Linked DNA regions of Homo sapiens: region 2 is linked to region 1. Evidence: chromatin contacts called from ENCODE Hi-C or POLR2A ChIA-PET data. All regions are on one chromosome and are shown on one strand. Each heading gives the region's core, a stretch centred on a gene start or an enhancer-like site at or near the end of the contact. The rest is flanking DNA. Distances are from core to core; before and after follow the strand shown. Region 1 holds the start of WBSCR23 (Williams-Beuren syndrome chromosome region 23). Region 2 overlaps GTF2IRD1 (GTF2I repeat domain containing 1).

Region 1 (3,989 bases), core at 961-3,460:
CCTCCTGAGTAGCTGGGACTACAGACGTGCACCACCATGCCCTGCTAATTGTTGTACTTTAATCTAATTAATTAATTAACTTTTTTTTTGAGATGGAGTCTTGCTCTGTCGCCCAGGCTGGAGTGCAGTGGCGCGATCTCAGCAGGGGAGTGGGGTCTCTCAGCGTGAAAACAGGAGTCATTGTCAGCCTCGCTCCCCCAGCTCTGCCTCCCATGACTGGCGTTTTTGGTTCTATTCTAATTTCCTGCTGGGTTCCCCATGAACCTCCGCCTCCCGGGTTCAAGGGATTCTCCTCCCTCAGCCTCCTGAGTAGCTGGGATTACAGGCGTGTGCAACCACACCCAGCTAATTTCTGTATTTTTAGTAGAGATGGGGTTTCACCATGTTGGCCAGGCTGGTCTCGAACTCCTGACTTGAGGTGATCCACCTGCCTCAGCCTCCCAAAGTGCTGGGATTACAGGCGTGACCCACGGCACCCAGCCTATCCCAAACCATTTTTGCACAGTTAGGGAAAGCATGGGCCAACCCCTGGGGCGGTCTTGGAGGGTCTAATCTGCTCACAACTCCCTGGGGGCCTCTTCTGGCCCCAGGTGAGTGACTCAAGCCCATTTCCCACCAGCACCTACTCTGAATGACTTATTCGTTTATCCTGAGGGCTTTTGCCCAACTTCTCCTGCATCTTACTCAGTGACAGGCACAGGACGGCACAGAGCAGAGCTGCCAACCGATCGTGGCAGCACAAGGTGAACCGTGGGATCCTTTTTTTTTTTTTTGAGTTGGGGTCTTGCTCTATCACCCAGGCTGGAGTGCAGTGGTGCAATCATAGCTCACTGCAGACTTGAACTCCTGGGTTCAAGCGATCCTCCTACCTCAACCTCCCAAGTAGCTGGGACTATAGGCATGCGCCACCAATGCCAGCTAAGTTTTAAATTTTTTTGTAGAGACAGGGTCTTACTGTGTTGTCCACATTGAACTCCTGACCTCAAGTGATCCTCCTGCCTCAGCCTCCCAGAGCGCTGGGATTACAGACAAGAGCCACTGTGCCTGGCCTTGTGGGACCCTTCACAGGTGTCTTAGAAATCAAGGGGGCCCAAGCAGTGAGCGGCCAGCCCTTCCCTTAGGGAGGGAAGCAGGAGAGACTTTGCAGGAGAGAGAGCAGTGAGCTAGGTGAGGTGACTGGAGGCTGGAGGTGGAGGTGCACGGCCTTCAGTGCTGTCCTCAGGCACCTGGCCTCTACCCTGTGGGCAACAGGTGCCCCAATGGTCATGACAAGGTCAGATTATCAGAGAATGTATTGGAGGAGGGGAGGCTGGGCACCCAGGGGCCCATTTAGGGACCCAAGTCATCCAGGTAAGATGCATGGAACCAGCCGGGCGTGGTGGCTCAAGCCTATAATCCCAGTACTTTGGGAAGCCCAGGCAGGTGGATCACCTGAGGTCAGGAGTTTGAGACCAGCCTGGCCAACATGGTGAAACCCCGTCTCTACTAAAAATACAAAAACTAGCCAGGTGTGGTGGTGCATGCCTGTAATCCCAGCTACTTGGGAGGCGGAGGCAGGAGAATTGCTTGAACCTGAGAGGCGGAGGTTTCAGTGAGCCGACATAGCACCACTGCACTCCAGCCTGGGCAATAGAGTGAGACTCCATCTGAAAAAAAAAAAAAAAAAAATGATGCATGGAACCTCTAGCCAGGAAAATGAGGATGAAATAAAGGTCTGAGAGTCTGAGAGGGCGGGGCTGGGCTCACACACTCTCCTGCCTCCAGGACTGGAGTTCTGGCATTCTTTCCCTTCTAACCTCAGCCCCACCAGGGTGGTGCCTGGTGGTGGGTCAGGGGCCCTCAGGCAGCTGATTATGGAGGTACAGCTTCCCTGCCATGGAGTGGCTGGACCACGGACAGAGCCTTGGGCTCTAGGGGGAATGTAGGAGGAAAGAAGGGATGTCCCAGCCTGCATACCTGACAATGTCCAAGGGAGGACCCAGCAGGAAATTAAAACAGAGGCAAAAACACCAGTCCTGGGAGGCAGAGCCGGGGGTGCAAGGCTGACGGTGACTTCTGTTTTCACGCTGGAGGCCCCACTCCCCTGCCACTCCTGAAGGCCCCCACACATCTGGATCCACAGGCCCAGAGGCAGCCTCAGGGAATAATTTTGGGGGAAAACTGGCTTCCTTTCTGAGGCCTGCTTCCTCAGCCCCACCCAGTGATGGAGACACAGTCAGCATTGGTTGTCGTTTTATTATTGTTTTCAGAGATAGGGTCTGGCTCTGTCGCCCAGGCTGGAGTGCAGTGGCGTGATCATAGCTCACTGCAGCCTCCAATTCCTGGGCTCAAGTGATCCTCCTCCGTCAGCCTCCTCAGTAGCTAGGACTACAGGTGCATACCACCAGGCCTGGCTATTTATTTTATTTTTTGTAGAAATAGGGTCTCACTATATTGCCCAGGTTGGTCTCAAACTCCTGGCCTCAAGTGATCCTCCTGTCTCAGCCTTTCCAAGTGCTAGGATTACAAGTGTAAGCCACTGTGCCCAGCCTGCAGTTTTATTATTTACAGTTTTATTTATTTATCAGGGAGAACAGGGTCGGGGAGATGTGGGTTCGAGACAGCATCAGGGACTTACACCATTCCCTGGGGGGGCATTGGGGGTGGAGGCAGATGTCAGGGAGCGGTCAGATGCCCTCACGGGCTGCCCGGACTGGAAGGCCCACATGATAGGCACTGACCAAGGGGTCGCTGGCCAGCCTCTAAGCACAGTTCTGAGTTCTAGAAATCTTCTCCAGATACTTTCTCCTCCTAAGTTCTGGCTTAGCTAGAACCAATATATCTGCCCCTGAGGTGTGAACCCACAGCCCTGGGGGATTCTATTGTATCCCAGTAGGAATACAGACATGAGAAGTAGGAGGCCAGAACTTGGCATGAGTTGGGGTTGGGGCAGAGGTGGGGGGCAGAGAGCTGTACCACCAATAACAAGACCCTCAGGCCTTGTAGAAAGCACTTCTGACTCCCAGATGGTGCATACCCTGCAGATACCTGGGCCAGGGCAGAGACTCTACCTCCTGGCTCCCCCCACTTTTTTTTTTTCTTTTTGGAGATGGGGTCTTGCTACGTTGGCCAGGCTGGTCTTGAACTCCTAGGCTCAAGTGATCCGCCTACCTTGGCCTCCTAAAGTGCTGGGATTACAGGCCGTAAGCCACTGTGCTCAGCCCCTGGCTCCTTTTTAAGCCCTCCTCTCCTGACTCACTTTTGCCAGCATGATCTCAGATGGTTAAATGATGAGGCTGGGGTGTGTAATAGAAAAAAGTGTACTTGGAGGCTCTGAAGCTGTAGCCACTGTTCTAAGCATTTCATCCACATCTGGTAATTTACTCTCCGATCAACACTATGAGGCATGGACAATTATCAGGCCTGGTTATTCTATGTTTAATTTATTTATTTAGAGATGGATTCTCGCTGTCACCCAGGCTGGAGTGCAGTTGTGCCATCTTGGCTCACTGCAATCTCTGTCGCCCGAATTCAAGCCATTCTCATGCCTCAGCCTCCCGAGTAGCTGGGACTACAGGCGTGCGCCACCACACCTGGCTAATTTTTGTATGTTTAGTAGAGACGGAGTTTCACCATGTTGGCCGGGCTGGTCTCAAACTCTTGACCTCAGGTGATCCACTCATCCTGGCCTCCCAAAGTGCTGGGATTACAGGCGTAATCCAGGCCACCATGCCTGGCCTATTTTTTATTTTTTGAGATGGGGTGTCACTCTGTCACCCAGGCTGGAGTGCAGTGGCACGATCATAGCTCACTGCAGTCTCGAACTCCTGTGGTCAAGTGATCCTCCCATCTCAGCCTCCAAGTAGCTGGGACTACAGGTACCTGCCACCATGCCTGGCTAACTTTTTAAATATTTTGCAGAGATGGGGTCTCGCCATGTTGCCTGGGCTGGTATCAGGCCTGGTTTATGTAAATGAGGCACAGAGTGGTTAAGTAACTTGCCCAAGGAC
Region 2 (3,989 bases), core at 985-3,484, 40 kb before region 1:
CCACCATGTAGGCTCCGTGAGGCTGGGTTTTTTTTGTTTTTTTGTATTTTGAGACGGAGTTTCGCTCTTGTTGCCCAAGCTGGAGCGCAATGGCGCAATCTCGGCTCACTGCAACTTCCACCTCCCGGGTTCAAGCGATTCTCCTGCCTCAGCCTCCCAAGTAGCTGGGATTATAGGTGTGTGTCATGATGCTGGGCTAATTTTTTGTATTTTTAGTAGAAACGGAGTTTCACCATGTTAGCCAGGCTGGTCTCAAACTCCTGACCTTAGGTGATCCGCCCACCTCAGCCTCCCGAAGTGCTGGGATTACAGACGTGAACCACTGCACTCAGCCGGGTTTTTTTTTTTTTTTAATCAGTGTTGATTAAAAGTCCAGCATAGGCCGGGCACGGTGGCTCACATCTGTAATCCCAGTACTTTGGAAGTTAGAGGTGTGTGGATTACTTGAGCCCAGGAGTTCCAGACCAGCCTGGGAAACATGGCAAAACCCCGTCTCTACAAAAAAATACAAAAATTAGCCTGGCACGGTGGTGCACGCCTCCAGTCCCAGCTACTTGGGAGGCTGAGGCAGGAGGATCACTTGAGCTTAGGGAGGTCGAGGATGCAGTGAGCCGTGATCGTGCTACTGCACTCCAGCCTGAGTGACAGAGAGAGACCCTGCCTTAAAAAAAAAAAAAAAAAAAAATTCCAGTATCTAGGCCCGGTGTAGTGGCTCACGCCTGTAATCCCAGCACTTTGGGAAACCAAGGCGGTGAGATCCCTTGAAGCCAGGAGTTCTAGACCAGCCTGGGCAATGAAGCAAGATGCTGTCCTACAAAAATATTAAATAAGAATAATGAGGCCGGGCTCAGTGGCTCACACCAGTAATCCCGGCACTTTGGGAGGTCGAGGCAGGTGGATCACCTGAGGTCAGGAGTTCGAGACCAGCCTGGCCAACATGGTGAAATCCAGTCTCTACTAAAAATACAAAAAAAAAAAAAAAAAAAAAAATTAGCTTGGTGTGGTGGTGCATGCCTGTAATCCCAGATGCTCAGGAGGCTAAGGCAGGAGAATTGCTTGAACCCGGGAGGCGGAGGTTGCAGTGAGCTGAGATTGCACTGCTGCACTCCAGCCTGGGCAATAAGAGCGCAACTCTGTCTCAAAGACAAAACAAAACAGAAACAAACAAAAAGAATAATGAAATAATAATAAAAGACCAGTATCTGGCACAGTGCTGGCCCCAGTGAGACACCTGGGCCTGTGCACAAATGAGTGACTGCACCTGCGCCCCCAAGGCCTCTGTTGGGGCCACACGAAGTCTGCTGTGGGTGGTGCTGAGCCCTCTCCATGACACGAAGGTTCTTAGAGGGCTAGGCCTGCATGGCCCCCAACCTCCACCTCCCTCCTCTTTTGTCCCCACACCCCTCCCCACAAGGCTGGAAGGATCGGGTACACCCAGTAAACCACATGTGCTGAGCCATGGTTACCACCCTGCCCCTGCTCTACTTCTATGGCTCAGACACACGCATCAGCTTCTGTTCTGCACAAGGTGCCTGGCGACCCCTCGGTGCTGATCTCATTCCAGCCCAAATAAAGGTGCTGGTTGCTCTTGTCAGCTTGGGTGGTCTTCGCTGGGGAAAGGGTTTCTGGGAGGCTTTCTGGGATGTTGCAAAAGACTCTAAAGGCGCCCCCAACCCTGCTCCCTTTCGGGTCCGGAAAGCCCCTGTCTATTTTAAATTTTAATCGTTTTTTTTTTTTTTGAGAGAAGGTCTTGCTCTGTTGCCCAGGCTGGTGGGCAGTGGCACGATCACGGCTCACCACAGCCTCAACCTCCTGGGCTCAAGTGAGCCTCTTGCCTTAACCTCCTGAGTAGCTGGGACTACAGGCATGTGCCCTCATGCCTGGCTCATTTTTTGTCAAGATGGGATTTTGCCATGTTGCCCAGGCTGGTCTCGAACTCCAGGATTGCTCAAGCAATCCGCCTGCCTCAACTTCCCACAGTGCTGGGATGACAAGTGTAAGCAACCGCACCCAGCCTGGAAGCCCATCTAATAAAGGCTAAAAACCTTGGAGTTCCCTTCCCCGACGTGTGGAAGGTTGGGGGGCAGAATGGTGTTGCAATGACCCCAGCTAAGTCCCCACCAGCCAGAAAAGGGCAGGGTCTCCCCAACATGCCATCATTTCATGGCCCACTCTGCCACTTCAGAAGAAAGGAGGCGTCGGGCCAACTCTGGGCCCGGCAGTAGGGCGTCTCGTCTGCCCACAAAGGCCTCCAAGCCCCGCCCCGCAGATGCCAGCTCTCCCTGGGAAGGCAGAAGGGAGATCATTACTGAACCCTAATTAACAAAGACAAGCAGAGATAATTCAGTGGAGAAACATGTGGCTGGCGCTGGAATTGTGATATCTTTAGAAACTTGAGAAAGGGTGGCTTTATTTTGAGCTTTCAAGAGCTCAAGACAGAGTTGGAAGGGTAGAGAGGGGGTGGGGAAGGCTGAGAGAGGGAGGCAGGGGCCAGAGGGTGTGTGCCTGTGTGTGATTGGCGACAAGGAAATGACTCTCAAGTCTTGGGCAGCAGAAGGGAGGATCATGGAGGATGTCCTTGTTCTGTATCACGTCAAAGAAATGGAGACCCAAAGACAGTTAACTCATCCAAGATCAAAGACAGTAAGTTAACTTATCTAAAATCAGAGACAAGCAAGTTAACTTATCCAAGATCAGAGATAGTAAGTTGACTTATCTAGATCAGAGATGGTAAGTTAACTTATCCAAGATCACAGGTAGCAAGTTAACTTATCCAAGATCAGAGATAGCAAGTTAACTTATCCAAGATCAGAGATAGTAGGTTAACTTATCCAAGATCACACAGCTCAGAAGTGATGGTACTTCTTCCTGAGAAGGCAAAAAGGGACCTGTTCCTGTGCCTGCCGCTCTTCAGTCCCTCCCCATGTCCACCCCAGTACCCTCTGCAGAGGTCAGTCCTACACTAGCATCCAGGCCTGGCTCAGGTCATCCTCTCCAGGAAGCCCATCCCACCATAGCACCCACTGGGTGACAGGAGACCCCACAGAAGAGAGAGGCTTAGCAGGAGATCAAAGAGGACAATGACAAGTGGTGCTACTGTATTTGAGGCTTCTGGCTTTTCTCCACTTGTACCCCCTGAAAAGGGATCACAGCCCTGTGCCTGGCAGGCATTTCACCCACAGCTGAGCTTCTCAAAATGGGCCTCAAACAATTCTGGTGGGGGTGAGAGGTGAGTGTAAGTGGAATGATCTTCCTCGGTGGCATGTAATTTTTTTTTTTTGAGACAAGGTCTCACTCTGTTGCCCAGGCTGGAGTACAATGACAAAATCATAGCCCACTACAGCCTCCAACTCCCAGGGTCAAGGGATCCTCCCACCTCAGCCTCCTGAGTAGCTGGGACTATAGGCACACGCCACCATGCCTGGCTAATTTTTTATTTTTTGTCGAGACAGGATCTCTTTATGTTTCCCAGGCTGGTTTCGAACTCCTGGATGCAAGTGACCCTCCTGCCTTGGCCTCCCAAAGTGCTGGGATTACAGGCGTGAGCCACTGTGCCCAGCTAGCAGCATGTAATTTGACATAGTTCCTTAAACTGAGATGAAAGTGGAACGTTTACAGAGGAGACGATGTGGGGATGTCCTAGATAAAACTGGAGCCCACCAAGAGCTTGGCCCCGACCAGTGGGGCTGTACGGGTTCCTCCGCTATGGGGACGTCAGCAGAAGAGCTTACCAGGGCCAGGCCTGAAGGGCCCTGTCCATGCTGCAAAGCCAGGCCTCCCAGGCTGTCCCCGCTCCATCCTGGCCAGTCTCTCTGCCTCACCACCTCCCACTCATGACAGCCCATCCCTCCTTCTCACCTGGTCATGCACTCCAGGGTGGCCCCAGGGGAGGCAGACGTGGCGTGGGCAATTCTTCTCATTTTACAAGTAGGGAAACTGAGGCCCAGGTAGGCAAGCCTGACTTGCTGGAGTCACACAGGAAGTTGGCA

The links. A loop is a pair of places that touch in the nucleus more often than their neighbours do. ChIA-PET counts read pairs that join two places held with the same protein, here RNA polymerase II (POLR2A). Pooled maps may share reads with other maps.
Region 2: POLR2A ChIA-PET joins it to region 1 with 10 read pairs in Panc1. The contact joins the enhancer-like site here to the promoter of WBSCR23 in region 1. A Hi-C loop is called at or near these places in 5 of 50 pooled maps. POLR2A ChIA-PET finds 5 or more read pairs at or near these places in 12 of 52 experiments (A549, Caco-2, H1 and 8 more).

What each region holds. Positions count from the first base shown.
Region 1 is chr7:74,530,813-74,534,801 of GRCh38, reverse strand. WBSCR23 (Williams-Beuren syndrome chromosome region 23) reads right to left here and starts at 2,210. Exons shown (of 1, transcript XR_007060383.1): 1 at 1,589-2,210. All of the region lies in intron 9 of GTF2IRD1 (GTF2I repeat domain containing 1), which reads right to left.
Region 2 is chr7:74,571,152-74,575,140 of GRCh38, reverse strand. The region is part of intron 22 of GTF2IRD1 (GTF2I repeat domain containing 1); the gene reads right to left. Among named protein-coding and RNA genes, the nearest start is that of MIR10525, 23 kb to the left of the region's middle. Within about 2 kb of position 2,234, at least 4 of the 41 ENCODE cell types and tissues checked have a DNase peak (open chromatin) inside an H3K27ac peak, as active enhancers do.